Linked DNA regions of Mus musculus: region 1 is linked to region 2. A link is a loop called in an ENCODE intact Hi-C map of the cell type or tissue named here. Cell type or tissue: left cerebral cortex. All regions are shown on one strand. Each heading gives the region's core, and the rest is flanking DNA. Links, peaks and the distances in the headings are about the cores only.

Region 1 (6,554 bases), core at 1,917-4,416, 110 kb before region 2:
CCACCCAGGAAGGCTAAAGGCAGCAGCTTCCTAACATTGCAAAGGGCAGGGACAACTCGCCTCCTTTCACAGGAGAATAGGTAATGACAAGTTATATAGTCACAAAAGCACTCTAGGCAAACTCACCAACACTCCAGCTATGTCTGCATGCCTCAGGGTAAAGTCATGCACACCTGTTTCCAATGGAAAGGACGCTGTCCTACTCACAGTCATTCCCACTCCCTTCTCAGAATGTCCCCTCACCATGCACTATTTGAGTGCCGCAGGTGCCATCTTTGCCAAGCTATCCCCTCCTGAAGGAGCCACAGGTTTTGGATTTTATCCAAGTGAGGCTTCTCCTTCCTGTTTCTTAGTTCCCTCAGCCAAGAGCACACTCTCCTGATTCTGCTCACCTCTGTGAGGCAGGGTTGCTGGTAGCAGCCTGTGCCCCTCCCTCCTTCACACAGAGCCGAGCTAAGATGCAATGGAGAGGGGACATTAGCTGGTAATAGAAGAGCCTCACTTTAACCTTCTCCTGCAGTGTGTTTGATTAACCTGAGCTCTGGGCAGTTGCCTGCAGAAGCCTTAGCCCACTGTTTTGTCTAGTCAGGCTAATTTTAAAGTTCTACCCTGCTACCTGGCCACAAATATCTGCTAGCTCTACAATTGTTCCTAAAACAAACTTGCTTTAACAATGTGCACATTAGCTTTTTCTTTTTTTAGAGATAACATCTCACAGTGTTGCTAAAGCTGTCTGGCTATCCTTGACCTAGAATTACAACCATGTCCAGCCATACTGGTAAAGTTTAATCTGGGTCCTGTCTACTGAATACATCCACATTGATTTTGTTCAAAAGATTAACCAGGGCTAGAGAGAGAGCTCAGCAATGAAGAACTCTTGTTACCCTTCTGGAGAACCTGGGTTCAATTCCCAGCACCCCAAATGATGGCTTACAACAGTTCCAGGAGATCTGACACCCTATTCTTACCTTCTTTTGACACAAATCCCCCAAGTTCATGGGTTTCCTTGACTTTCTGCCCATCCCAATTCTGTTAGAAGTAACCCTACCATTCTTACCTGAAGATTTGGGGTTCCTAAGACAAGTGCTAAACAGCACGTGTTTCTCCACTGCAGAGCAGGGTGTCAAACTGGCCAAGAATATCCCGGAGCCTCTGGCATCAGTGGAGCTGTTTAGAAAGGTACATTCCACTTTCCTGAGGCTATGTGACTGCAGGAGGCAGAGCAGCAGTTCCCCATAGAACTCATGCAGGGGCTGGGCAGCTGAGCCAGTAAAGTGACCCCCCCAAGCCCTCAGATTTCCAGAACCCACATAGAAAAGCTGGGTGTTGGGGCTTTTGTTTGTAATCCTAGCAATGAGGAATCAAGATAAATGGATCCTGGGGCTACCTGGCCAGCCAGTTTGTGCCAGTGAGAAACTGTGTCAAAAAACATTTGAGGTTGAGTTCTGACATATTTGCACAAGCTCACACACACACACATGCACACACACACGCACACGCACACACAAAAGAGAGCACACATATTCACATGCATTCATGTGACTCCATGGACAGCATTGCTCTCTTTAACTACTTGTGAACTTGAGAGTTTTAGACATAGCTATAGGCTTCTTTCATTTTCCCATTACTGGGAGAAAACACTTTCAGGCTTTAAAGTTAACCATTTTTTTTAAATTATTATTATTATTATTAAGATAGGGCTTCATTATGTAGCTCTTGCTGGCCTAGATTTTGCTATGTAGATGAATCTGGTTTTGGAACTCACAGATAGCCTCCTGCCTCACCTCTGCCTTCTGAGTGCTGGGATTAAAAGCATGCAGATGCTTGGGGTTAATAACTATTTTAAAATACACAAAAAAACAGTTGGTGTCATTTGATAACATTTGCACTGCTATTATGATATTATCACGACCCTAAGACATCAAGGCTTACAGGAACACATTCAGGCCAGAGGCACTTAGGGAAATGAGGAATCGCAGGGCAATGTGGACAGGATGGAGCTGTGTCCCAGGGCTGATGTATGGGAGCCTTGCTAATCCTATAGCTTTTCTTGACTATAGGAACACTCCATGTTCAGCCTATCTTAAGACATGCATGCTGCTCCACGAGGTCGAGTCCAATCAGTTGCCACAGTGTGTAAATAATTTCTAAAACACCCTGTGGCTCACCTCCACCCACTGTCCTAACCTTGTGCTGCCTGGCTAGTCACAGGGCCATAGCCAGTCCCTTGGTTCTGGGACTTCAGTCCCTCTAAAGCAGAGGTAGGTGAGATTCCAACCAAGTCTTAGTTCTGCATGTAACACCTTCAGAGTTTGGGAAAGACCTTCACTTCCTTATGCTTCTGCTTTTGTAACTCTACAAAAACCTGGAGCCCTGCCTGAACCAGACTGCTAGAGTGAGGTAATAGGCTTCTGCCAACCCAAGGTGTCCTGAGACCCTGACAGCTGGCCTGCCAAGCTCAGTAGATGACCCAAAGATTCACAAGCTAAGTAAAATTTTACTATTTTGTGTTACTGTTTTTTTTTCTTTTCATTCCTTTTTTTTTATTAGGTATTTTTCTCATTTACATTTCCAATGCTATCCCAAAAGTCCCCCATACCCTTCCCCCCCACCCCCCTCCCCACCCACTCCCACTTTTTAGCCCTGGCATTTCCCTGTACTGGGGCATATAAAGTTTGCAAGTCCAATGGGCCTCCGAGTAGGCCATGTTTTGATACATATCCAGCTAGAGTCAAGAGCTCCGGGGTACTGGTTAGTTCATATTGTGTTACTTTTTATACATGGCGTTATGTTAGCTAAAGAATACCTCAGAAAGCCTAGATAACACAGAGTAACCATTGCCCCAAGCCCACCCACAAAACACTTACTCAGATGTGCTTGAGAGTGAGGGTTAGTGGTTTGCACCTGAAGTAGCTGGGTCTGCTTGTTACTATTACAGAAGCAATCAGATCCTGATTGACGCCCAGAGGAGAGAGATCACAGGTCCCCTTCCCAAGGAGAAGTGAGGCTATACTTTAAGTTTATCATTGGAGATTTCCTTAGTCTGGACAAATAGGTGTAGAAGGTCTCGCCAGTCTTCTGGAAGCCCATGCCCTGGTAGAGAGCCAGGGCTGCGTACTGCAGCATGCTGGTGGAAAGGACAACTTCACTGAAGCCCTGCATCTGTGCAAATTGGAGGACAGTCCTGACCATAGCTTTCCCTAGGCCTTCTCTTCGGTGCTGCAATGACACAGAGAGGTGAAGTAGCTGCAGTTGCTTCTTCTGCAAGAGGGGGTCCTTCACTGGCCGAGCAGCCACCATGCCCACTGTCTGACCTCTAGACTCAGCTACCCAGAAGCAGGAGGAGTGAGAACTCATGTAGGTTCTGGTGATGTCAGCCATGTCTGTGTGCAAACAGTTCATCACATGCTTTTCCCATGTGTATTTTGCAAGGAACCACAGGGAAAGAAAGAGGGTAAGGATGGACAGAAGAACCAGAAGCCAGGAGCCTGAGGCCAGGAATAGAGTAAGAGGGACCCCGAGTAAGAGCAGGAGGGTTCGGGGCAGCAGCAGCATGTGGCGAAAGGTGGCGGGGATGTGCTCCTCCATGCCTCTGCGGAACAAATCCACCACACTCCTGTGGTCGCTGTCCTGGTATTTTCGGATATGATAAGGAGCCATGGGAGACTTCGGAGGCTAAGATCTCAAAGACCAAAGACACAGCTGCTTCTGACTGTAGGTTTCCCTGTAACCCTGCTGAAGAGAAAAGAAACCATGCAAGTCCCCCAACTAAGTTCCCAGCTTGCCATTAACCTATTCAACATGTGTCTGTGTGTGTCTGTGTGTGTACATGCACATGTGACCTAAGAGGAAACCATTAACAGAGAGAATGTATAAAGCCAGACACACTGGTTGGAATGTTATTTTCTCTGCCTGTCTGGAAGTGAGACATTGGGCACATCACTTAATCTCTCTGGACCTATATCTTCACCTGCAGAACATGATAAAGAAACACTTGCCTTCTAGACTCCCCTTGAAGTACCGGCGGCCCCCTTCTCTTCCACCCTCCTGGCCCCATTACTGGCTCTCTAAATTTCATGGAGCATTGAGATAGTACCCTGAGGCCACCAGTCTTCATGCCCAGCTCCTTTGATCTCTTTCTCTAGAGTATATACATTGCAAATGCAGGATTTCCAAGATCAAGTTTCAACAAAGCCATTTCCCATCAGCTCTGAACATTTAGACTTTTGAGAAAACATGAACAAGAAGGTCCTGTTACAGGAGAGGAATGCAGAGACACCCCCCAACCCCAACCTTGCCCCCAAACATACTCACCTAGTTGCTCAGAGCTCAGGGTCCAAATCAGCCTTAGTGCTGTGCTTGTGACTGATTGTGAGGCTAATCAGTGGCCTGTTATTTATTGAGGTAGCAGACTTGGTAGAAACCTCATTGGCTGAAAGCTGGATGTTTGATAATTATAAACCACAGAGTCAAGTAGATGGGCTGTGGAGAGGAACATTCAGGTGTAGTCAACTGCGTGACTGCCACAGAATGAACCTGGAAGGGAATCAGGATCTGAGATGGCTCAGGGGTCCTTAATCTCATGATGGAATGCAGGCACCTCACCTCCTTGTCCCTTCCCGGGTGCAGTGGCTCTCTCCCAGCACTCTTATCCCTCTCTGAGGCTCTCTGCTCCCTGCTCCTCTCCCATGAGCTCACTTGTCATCACAAGCAGGAGTTATACCTACTGTCTCAAGTGCAGGAGCCTTCATTGGTGGACTTCTCCCTGCCCAGGCTGCACTTGCCTCCTTTTCTAATGGCTCCTGGTGGTCTTTGCTGACTTCTCCATCCCTGCCTCAAACATGTGTTGATGAAACTACCATGGTGCATTAGTCTTCTTAGGCCCCAGACTTAGAGAGACACCCTTGTATGTTAAAATGTCCCCATGGAAGAGACCCACTTATGCCCCTCAGCTTGTGGCTTTCTGCCTAGGGTGAAGCCAGTATTTGTAGGATTCATCTGTGTGTGTGCTGGGGGAGAGGGGTGTAGACTAAACTAGGAGCGCCCCCCCCCTCACTATTCACAGAGATAGATCGACAAGCAGAGGCTTATTCTCCAAATACAATCCAGTTTGGTGGGGAATCTCAGGGCACTGCAATAAATATGTGTTACCGCACACAGGTCCCACTTTCCAGTGGCTGGCCCAAATAAAGGAGAAGACTTATGTAACATCCTTACATAACCTCTCTTGGCAACAAAGACAGAAATGGAGAGGGAGCACAGGTTAGCAGACAGAGCAGCACCGTTCCCACAGTGAACTAGGCAGAGACGGTTCAAGATTGTGGGGACCTTTTGGCAAGATGCAATTCTAGTTTAGTCTTCAGTGAGTATTGCTAGTTTTGGGGCACACACCCTCCAGATCTCTCCTGTGTGACCAAGCAGCCTCCTTTGGTGACTTATGCATCAGGGGAGGGTCTGACTGAAGTGAGCCTGGGCAGATGAAGATAACCCACACAGCATCTCTGCAATTTACCAACACATCTGTGTCCTTGTGCATGTTTCAGTGGAATGGAGGATTTTCACAGAGATGTGGGCTGAGGATGGGCTTTAGGGCCTGTCTGTCCTCAGCCCTTGCAGTCTGGCCCTCAGCCTCACTTTCCAGAGCAGAAGCTTCCAGGCAAACTCCTTCCAGATTGGACAGAATCCATCTGGAAGAAGCTGGCCAACCAGGCTTCCCTGCCTCCGGGGAGGTGATAAATTCCTTCTGGCCTGAGTTTCTTTTTTTTTTTTTTTTTTTTTTCTTTCCATTTTTTATTAGGTATTTAGCTCATTTACATTTCCAATGCTATACCAAAAGTCCCCCATACCCACCCACCCCCACTCCCCTACCCGCCCACTCCCCCTTTTTGGCCCTGGCGTTCCCCTGTTCTGGGGCATATAAAGTTTGTGTGTCCAATGGGCCTCTCTTTCCAGTGATGGCCGACTAGGCCATCCTTTGATACATATGCAGCTAGAGTCAAGAGCTCCGGGGTACTGGTTAGTTCATAATGTTGATCCACCTATAGGGTTGCAGATCCCTTTAGCTCCTTGGGTACTTTCTCTAGCTCCTCCATTGGGAGCCCTGTGATCCATCCATTAGCTGACTGTGGGCATCCACTTCTGTGTTTGCTAGGCCCCGGCATAGTCTCACAAGAGACAGCTACATCTGGGTCCTTTCGATAAAATCTTGCTAGTGTATGCAATGGTGTCAGCATTTGGATGCTGATTATGGGGTGGATCCCTGGATAAGGCAGTCTCTACATGGTCCATCCTTTCATCTCAGCTCCAAACTTTGTCTCTGTAACTCCTTCCAAGGGTGTTTTGTTCCCAGTTCTAAGGAGGGGTATAGTGTCCACACTTCGATAGTATATATAAGTGACCCTAAAAATTCCACCAGAGAACTCCTAAACCTGATAAACAGCTTCGGTGAAGTAGCTGGATATAAAATTAACTCAAACAAGTCAATGGCCTTTCTCTACACAAAGAATAAACAGGCTGAGAAAGAAATTAGGGAAACAACACCCTTCTCAATAGTC
Region 2 (6,554 bases), core at 1,958-4,457:
ACATGTGACCTAAGAGGAAACCATTAACAGAGAGAATGTATAAAGCCAGACACACTGGTTGGAATGTTATTTTCTCTGACTGTCTGGAAGTGAGACATTGGGCACATCACTTAATCTCTCTGGACCTATATCTTCACCTGCAGAACATGATAAAGAAACAATTGCCTTCTAGACTCCCCTTGAAGTACTGGCGGCCCCCTTCTCTTCCACCCTCCTGGCCCCATTACTGGCTCTCTAAATTTCATGGAGCATTGAGATAGTACCTTGAGGCCACCAGTCTTCATGCCCAGCTCCTTTGATCTCTTTCTCTAGAGTATATACATTGCAAATGCAGGATTTCCAAGATCAAGTTTCAACAAAGCCATTTCCCATCAGCTCTGAACATTTAGACTTTTGAGAAAACATGAACAAGAAGGTCCTGTTACAGGAGACAAATGCAGAGACACCCCCCAACCCCAACCTTGCCCCCAAACATACTCACCTAGTTGCTCAGAGCTCAGGGTCCAAATCAGCCTTAGTGCTGTGCTTGTGACTGATTGTGAGGCTAATCAGTGGCCTGTTATTTATTGAGGTAGCAGACTTGGTAGAAACCTCATTGGCTGAAAGCTGGATGTTTGATAATTATAAACCACAGAGCCAAGTAGATGGGCCGTGGAGAGGGACATTCAGGTGTAGTCAACTTCGTGACCACCACAGAATGAACCTGGAAGGGAATCAGGATCTGAGATGGCTCAGGGGTCCTTAATCTCATGATGGAATGCAGGCACCTCACCTCCTTGTCCCTTCCCGGGTGCAGTGGCTCTCTCCCAGCACTCTTATCCCTCTCTGAGGCTCTCTGCTCCCTGCTCCTCTCCCATGAGCTCACTTGTCATCACAAGCAGGAGTTACACCTACTGTCTCAAGTGCAGGAGCCTTCATTTGTGGACTTCTCCCTGCCCAGGCTGCACTTGCCTCCTTTTCTAATGGCTCCTGGTGGTCTTTGCTGACTTCTCCATCCCTGCCTCAAACATGTGTTGATGAAAATACCATGGTGCATTAGTCTTCTTAGGCCCCAGACTTAGAGAAACACCCTTGTATGTTAAAATGTCCCCATGGAAGAGACCCACTTATGCCCCTCAGCTTGTGGCTTTCTGCCTAGGGTGAAGCCAGTATTTGTAGGATTCATCTGTGTGTGTGCTGGGGGAGAGGGGTGTAGACTAAACTAGGAGTGCCCCACCCGTCACTATTCACAGAGATAGATGGACAAGCAGAGGCTTATTCTCCAAATACAATCCAGTTTGGTGGGGAATCTAAGGGCACTGCAATAAATATGTGTTACCGCACACAGGTCCCACTTTCCAGTGGCTGGCCCAAATAAAGGAGAAGACTTATGTAACATCCTTACATAACCTCTCTTGGCAACAAAGACAGAAATGGAGAGGGAGCACAGGTTAGCAGACAGAGCAGCACCATTCCCACAGTGAACTAGGCAGAGACGGTTCAAGATTGTGGGGACCTTTTGGCAAGATGCAATTCTAGTTTAGTCTTCAGTGAGTATTGCTAGTTTTGGGGCACACACCCTCCAGATCTCTCCTGTGTGACCAAGCAGCCTCCTTTGGTGACTTATGCATCAGGGGAGGGTCTGACTGAAGTGAGCCTGGGCAGATGAAGATAACCCACACATCATCTCTGCAATTTACCAACACATCTGTGTCCTTGTGCGTGGTTCAGTGGAATGGAGGATTTTCACAGAGATGCAGGCTGAGGATGGGCTTTAGGGCCTGTCTGTCCTCAGCCCTTGCAGTCTGGCCCTCAGCCTCACTTTCCAGCCGGAAGCTTCCAGGCAAACTCCTTCCAGATTGGACAGAATCCATCTGGAAGAAGCTGGCCAACCAGGCTTCCCTGCCTCCGGGGAGGTGATAAATTCCTTCTGGCCTGAGTTTCTAATGGCCTGGAGTTGTTAATTAGTGTGGGGATAAGCTCCCTTGGGGGAGTGTGGGGTTTCTAAGCATAGCAGAGAGAGTGCAAAGGTCCTGTGCTTTCTTGATGCTGAGAGCAGCCCCACCCTCCACTCTGCTGATTTCTGAACTCACAGTTCATAGTTTCAGGTTGTCACACCCCCTAACTCCAGGCAGATTCCACATCTCTAGTGAAGTTGCTGGTTTGTCTGTGACAACTTTCTGGGTTCATTTTCTTTGTTGTGATTCTCCTCAAAAGCTGTGATATTAAAAAACCTGATCCTATTTGATTGATTGCTGGTTCTGAGTCCAAAAATGGGTTATTTTTTTCATCCTGAAATAGTGGGTCCAATGAGAAGGCCGAGTGTTGGTTGAACAGCAAGGTTGACTTGCATTCTTGGCCAAAAGCAGAAGTAGAAGATACTCCCAAGTCTACTTCTCTATCCACTGGTGATCTGTATAAAATACAACTGAAAGGAAGGATAGACTAGAGAAGACATGGGAATTCATGTCTTCTTGGGGAGTGAGTAGAGATTTTCCCAGAATTCACACACCACATCTGTCCCTTTTTTATAGTTCTTTCTTTTTCTCATTATGCAATGATATATGTTTTGGGGTGGATAGGGTGTTATCAGAATGCAGGTACTTTACAATGAAGTTATAGATGTCTGCTGGACACCCTGGCAGACTTTTAATTCCAAGCAGGATCCAACATCTGTTAACGTATAAGCTCTCTCAGAGAGTTTAGTTTTCTCAGGGGGTCGATTATTCTGGAAATGAACATGTAGATTTAGACAAGACCCTAGAAAAGCTCTTTTGTTTCCAGTAGTGACAAGAGAAAAATTCTCCCATAGTCTTGGTGTTGGGCTCCTGTTACAGTTTAGATCTGGACAGTCCTGCACTGAAACAAGGTCTTGGGAGGTGGTGGGTACTTTAGAAGGTGACACTTCTTAGGAATCTCCATCATTAGAGGATGTGCTAGAAGACTATACCAGATCCAGTTTGGATTGATGGTGACAGAACTGGTGGCTGCAGAAACCGCTCTGCTGGTAGAGCATTGACTGCTTGTTCATAGGACTTGGGTCCAATCTCTAGAACCTACATGGTGGCTTTGAACATTGTCACTTTCCCCTAACGTTCTTCCTATCAGACTCCTGGGAAGTATTTCTGACCAAGGGACAATAGCACCTGTTTTTCTTCTTTAGTGTCTATTTTGACAGGAGGTGGGAACAGCTGCTTAGGCAACTGTCGTCCTCCAGCTAGCCCACGGTTGCTTTGTCTGCAGCATAGCTGGGGTCTAGGCTTCAGGGTATATACAGTATGGTTCCACCGTAGGTGGAAAGAACACCTTCCCAGAGGCCACTCATTTGAGACAAATGTTTGCTCTGGACCTTCAGGTCAGTCTGCAGTGTATGTCCTACCTGTGAAGGTGCTCCAGGGCCTTCGAGAACCCTCAGGGCTACAACAACCTGTGCCAAGCCTCTTCCTGGAAAGCCCTTCCCACCATACCTCCTTAGGGAGAATCCATTCACCCCAGGCCCCACCTGTCACTTCTCTTTCTGTGTTGAATGCCCTCAGTGCTATGGATGCAGCTTTGTTTGAATTCTACTCAGTGAAGCCCCAGTCAGATAAAATATAGAAGTTACAATCAGACAACAGTTCAACCCCCCCTGTCTGCTTTTAGTGTATAGCTTCATCTCTCTGCCTTCTGCTCATATTTTTGCAGGTGGGGTCAAAGTGGTGGTCCCAGTGGGGCTGGGCACTCTCACAGGATCCATAAGAACACTGCACCCACAGCTTGCTCTCTCTAATCTTGGTGACCATAGATATGAATTTAGATTCTTCTAAATTATTCTCTGCTTTACAGAGATGAAAACTATAGACTGTAATTTCAATTTTTCACAATGTAAAACTTTGTAATGTTTTGTCCATTGACAATGCTTTGGCTACTGACACTTATCAGGGGCTAAACATATTCATAAGAGCAGTGGTTTTCTATTTGATTGATACTTTGGAATTATATAACCTTGTCTGGACTGTGTACAGCCTTTTTGATGATGCATCTGATTTTAGACATACACAGTATATTATGTAATTAGAGCGTTCTCTTTAAAAGTTTACTTATGATCTTGTATCCCAGATCTCTCAGAGACCAGTCCAAGCAGGAGAGCTCAAAGGCTGCAGAATCAACAGAGATTCTTGGACAGGGTCCCCTCGGGCCTTCATCCTCAGCCAGGAGGCAGAGCTGAGACCCAGACCTCTGTGCACCTTCCTTGCCAGAGGAGAGCTTGCCTGCAGAGAGTGCTCTGACCACTAGGAATCAGGAGAGAGTTGGGCTCCCAGGAGTGCTGACAAAGCTAACAGAATCACAGAAGGAATGAGCTCCAGAGACAGCTAGAACATCTAACACCAGAGAATACAAGATGGTGAAAGGCAAATGTAAGAATCTTACTAGCAGAAATCAAGACCACTTGGTATCATTGGAACCTAGTACACCCACCACAGCAAGTCCTGGATACCCCAACACACCCAAAAAGCAAGCTTTGGAATTAAAGTTATATCTCATGATGCTGGTAGAGGAATTTAAGACGGGCATTAATAACTCACTTAAAGAAATAAAGGAGAACACTGCTAAACAGGTAGAAGTACTTAAAGAGGAAACACAAAAATCCTTTAAAGAATTACAGGAAAACACAACCAAACAAGTGATAGAATTGAACAAAACCATCCAAGATCTAAAAATGGAAGTAGAAACAATAAAGAAAACCCAAAGGGAGACAACTCTGGAGATAGAAATCCTAGGAAAGAAAACAGGAACCATAGATGTGTGAGCATCAGCAACAGAATACAAGAGATGGAAGAGAGAATCTCAGGTGCAGAAGATTCCATAGGGAACATGGACACAACAATCAAAGAAAATGCAAAATGCAAAAAGATCCTAACTCAAAACATCCAGGAAATCAAGGACACAATGAGAAGAGCAAACCCAAGGATAATAGGTATAGATGAGAATGAAGATTTTCACCTTAAAGGGTCAGTAAATATCTTCAACAAAATTATAAAAGAAAACTTCCCTAACCTAAGGAAAGAGATGCCCATAAACATACAAGAAGCCTACAGAACTCCAAATAGATTGGACCAGAAAAGAAATTCCTCCTGACACATAATAATCAGAACAACAAATGTACTAAATAAAGATAGAATATTAAAAGCAGTAAGGGAAAAAGGTCAAGTAACATATAAAGGCAGACTTATTAGAATTACACCAGACTTCTCACCAGAGACTATGAAAGCCAGAAGATCCTGGACAGATGTTATACAGATCCTAAGAGAACACAAATGCCAGCCAGGCTACTATACCCAGCCAAACTCTCAATTACCATAGATGGAGAAACCAAAGTATTCCATGACAAAACCAAATTCACAGAATATCTTTCCACGAATCCAGCCCTTCAAAGGATAATAAATCCAAAACTCCAACACAAGGAAAGAAATTATGCCCTAGAAAAAGCAAGAAAGGAATTCTTCAACAAACCTAAAAGAAGACAGCCATAATAAGAACAGAATCCCAACTCTAACAACAAAAATAACAGGAAGCAACAATTACTTTCCCTTAATATCTCTTAATATCAATGGACTTAATTCCTCAATAAAAAGACATAGACTAACAGACTGGCAACATAAATAGGACCCAACATTTTGCTGCATAAAGGAAACCCACCTCAGGAGCAAAGACAGACACTACCTCAGAGTAAAAGGCCAGAAAACAATTTTCCAAGCAAATGGTCCGAAGAAACAAGCTGGAGTAGCCATTCTAATATCGAAAAAAATCAACTTCCAAACCAGAGTCATCAAAAAAGACAAGGAGGGACACTTCATGCTCATCAAAGGGAAAATCTTCCAAGATGAACTCTCAATTCTGAATGTCTATGCTCCAAATGGAAGGACATCCACATTCATTAAAGAAACTATAGTAAGGCTCAAAGCACACTTTGCACCACACACAATAATAGTGGAAGACTTCAACACCCCACTCCCATCAATGGACAAATCCTGGAAACAGAAACTAAACAGAGAATAATGAAACTAACAGAAGTTATGAAACAAATGGATTTAACAGATACAATTTGCAAAACACATGAAATTCAAGAAGAAGGAAGACCAAAGTGTGGATACATTGTTCCTTCTTAGAATGGGGAACAAAATACCCATGGAAGGAGTTACAGAGACAAAGTTCAGAGCTGAGATGGAAGGAAGGACCACTCAGAGACTGCCCCAACTGGAGATCCATCCTATAAACAACCACCAAACCCAGACACTTGCATATGCCAGGAAGATTTTGCTTACAGGACCCTTATATCTCTTGTGAGGCTATGCCAGTGCCTGGCAAATATAGAAGGAGATGCTTACAGTCATCTATTGGATGGAACACTGGGCCCCCAATGAAGGAGCTAGAGAAAGTACCCAAGGAGCTGAAGGGGTCTGCAGCCAGGAGGAACAACAGTATGAAGTAACCAATACCCCCAGAGCTCATGTCTCTAGCTGCATATGTAGCAGAGGATGGCCTAGTTGGCCATCAATGGGATTAGAGGCCCTTGGCCTTGTGAAGATTATATG

What was found. Peaks named below come from ENCODE experiments on the same cell type or tissue, not always from the same donor. Only the 100,000 strongest peaks of a DNase experiment are listed, where the experiment ranks them.
Region 1: a loop joins it to region 2, with 14 times the contacts of the local background. A loop is called at or near these places in 4 of 42 quality-filtered maps.

Annotation. Positions count from the first base shown.
Region 1 is chr6:85,704,197-85,710,750 of GRCm38, forward strand. It overlaps Nat8f7 (N-acetyltransferase 8 (GCN5-related) family member 7), which reads right to left and starts at 4,365. Exons shown (of 2, transcript NM_001253910.2): 1 at 4,315-4,365; 2 at 2,511-3,735. The coding sequence starts at 3,660. The coding sequence ends at 2,977. It also overlaps a transcript of Alms1 not described here. In left cerebral cortex, for the core only: no CTCF peak of the experiment used is centred there; no DNase peak of the experiment used is centred there.
Region 2 is chr6:85,809,338-85,815,891 of GRCm38, forward strand. It overlaps Nat8f6 (N-acetyltransferase 8 (GCN5-related) family member 6), which reads right to left and starts at 540. Exons shown (of 3, transcript NM_001201389.1): 1 at 482-540; 2 at 264-390. In left cerebral cortex, for the core only: no CTCF peak of the experiment used is centred there; no DNase peak of the experiment used is centred there.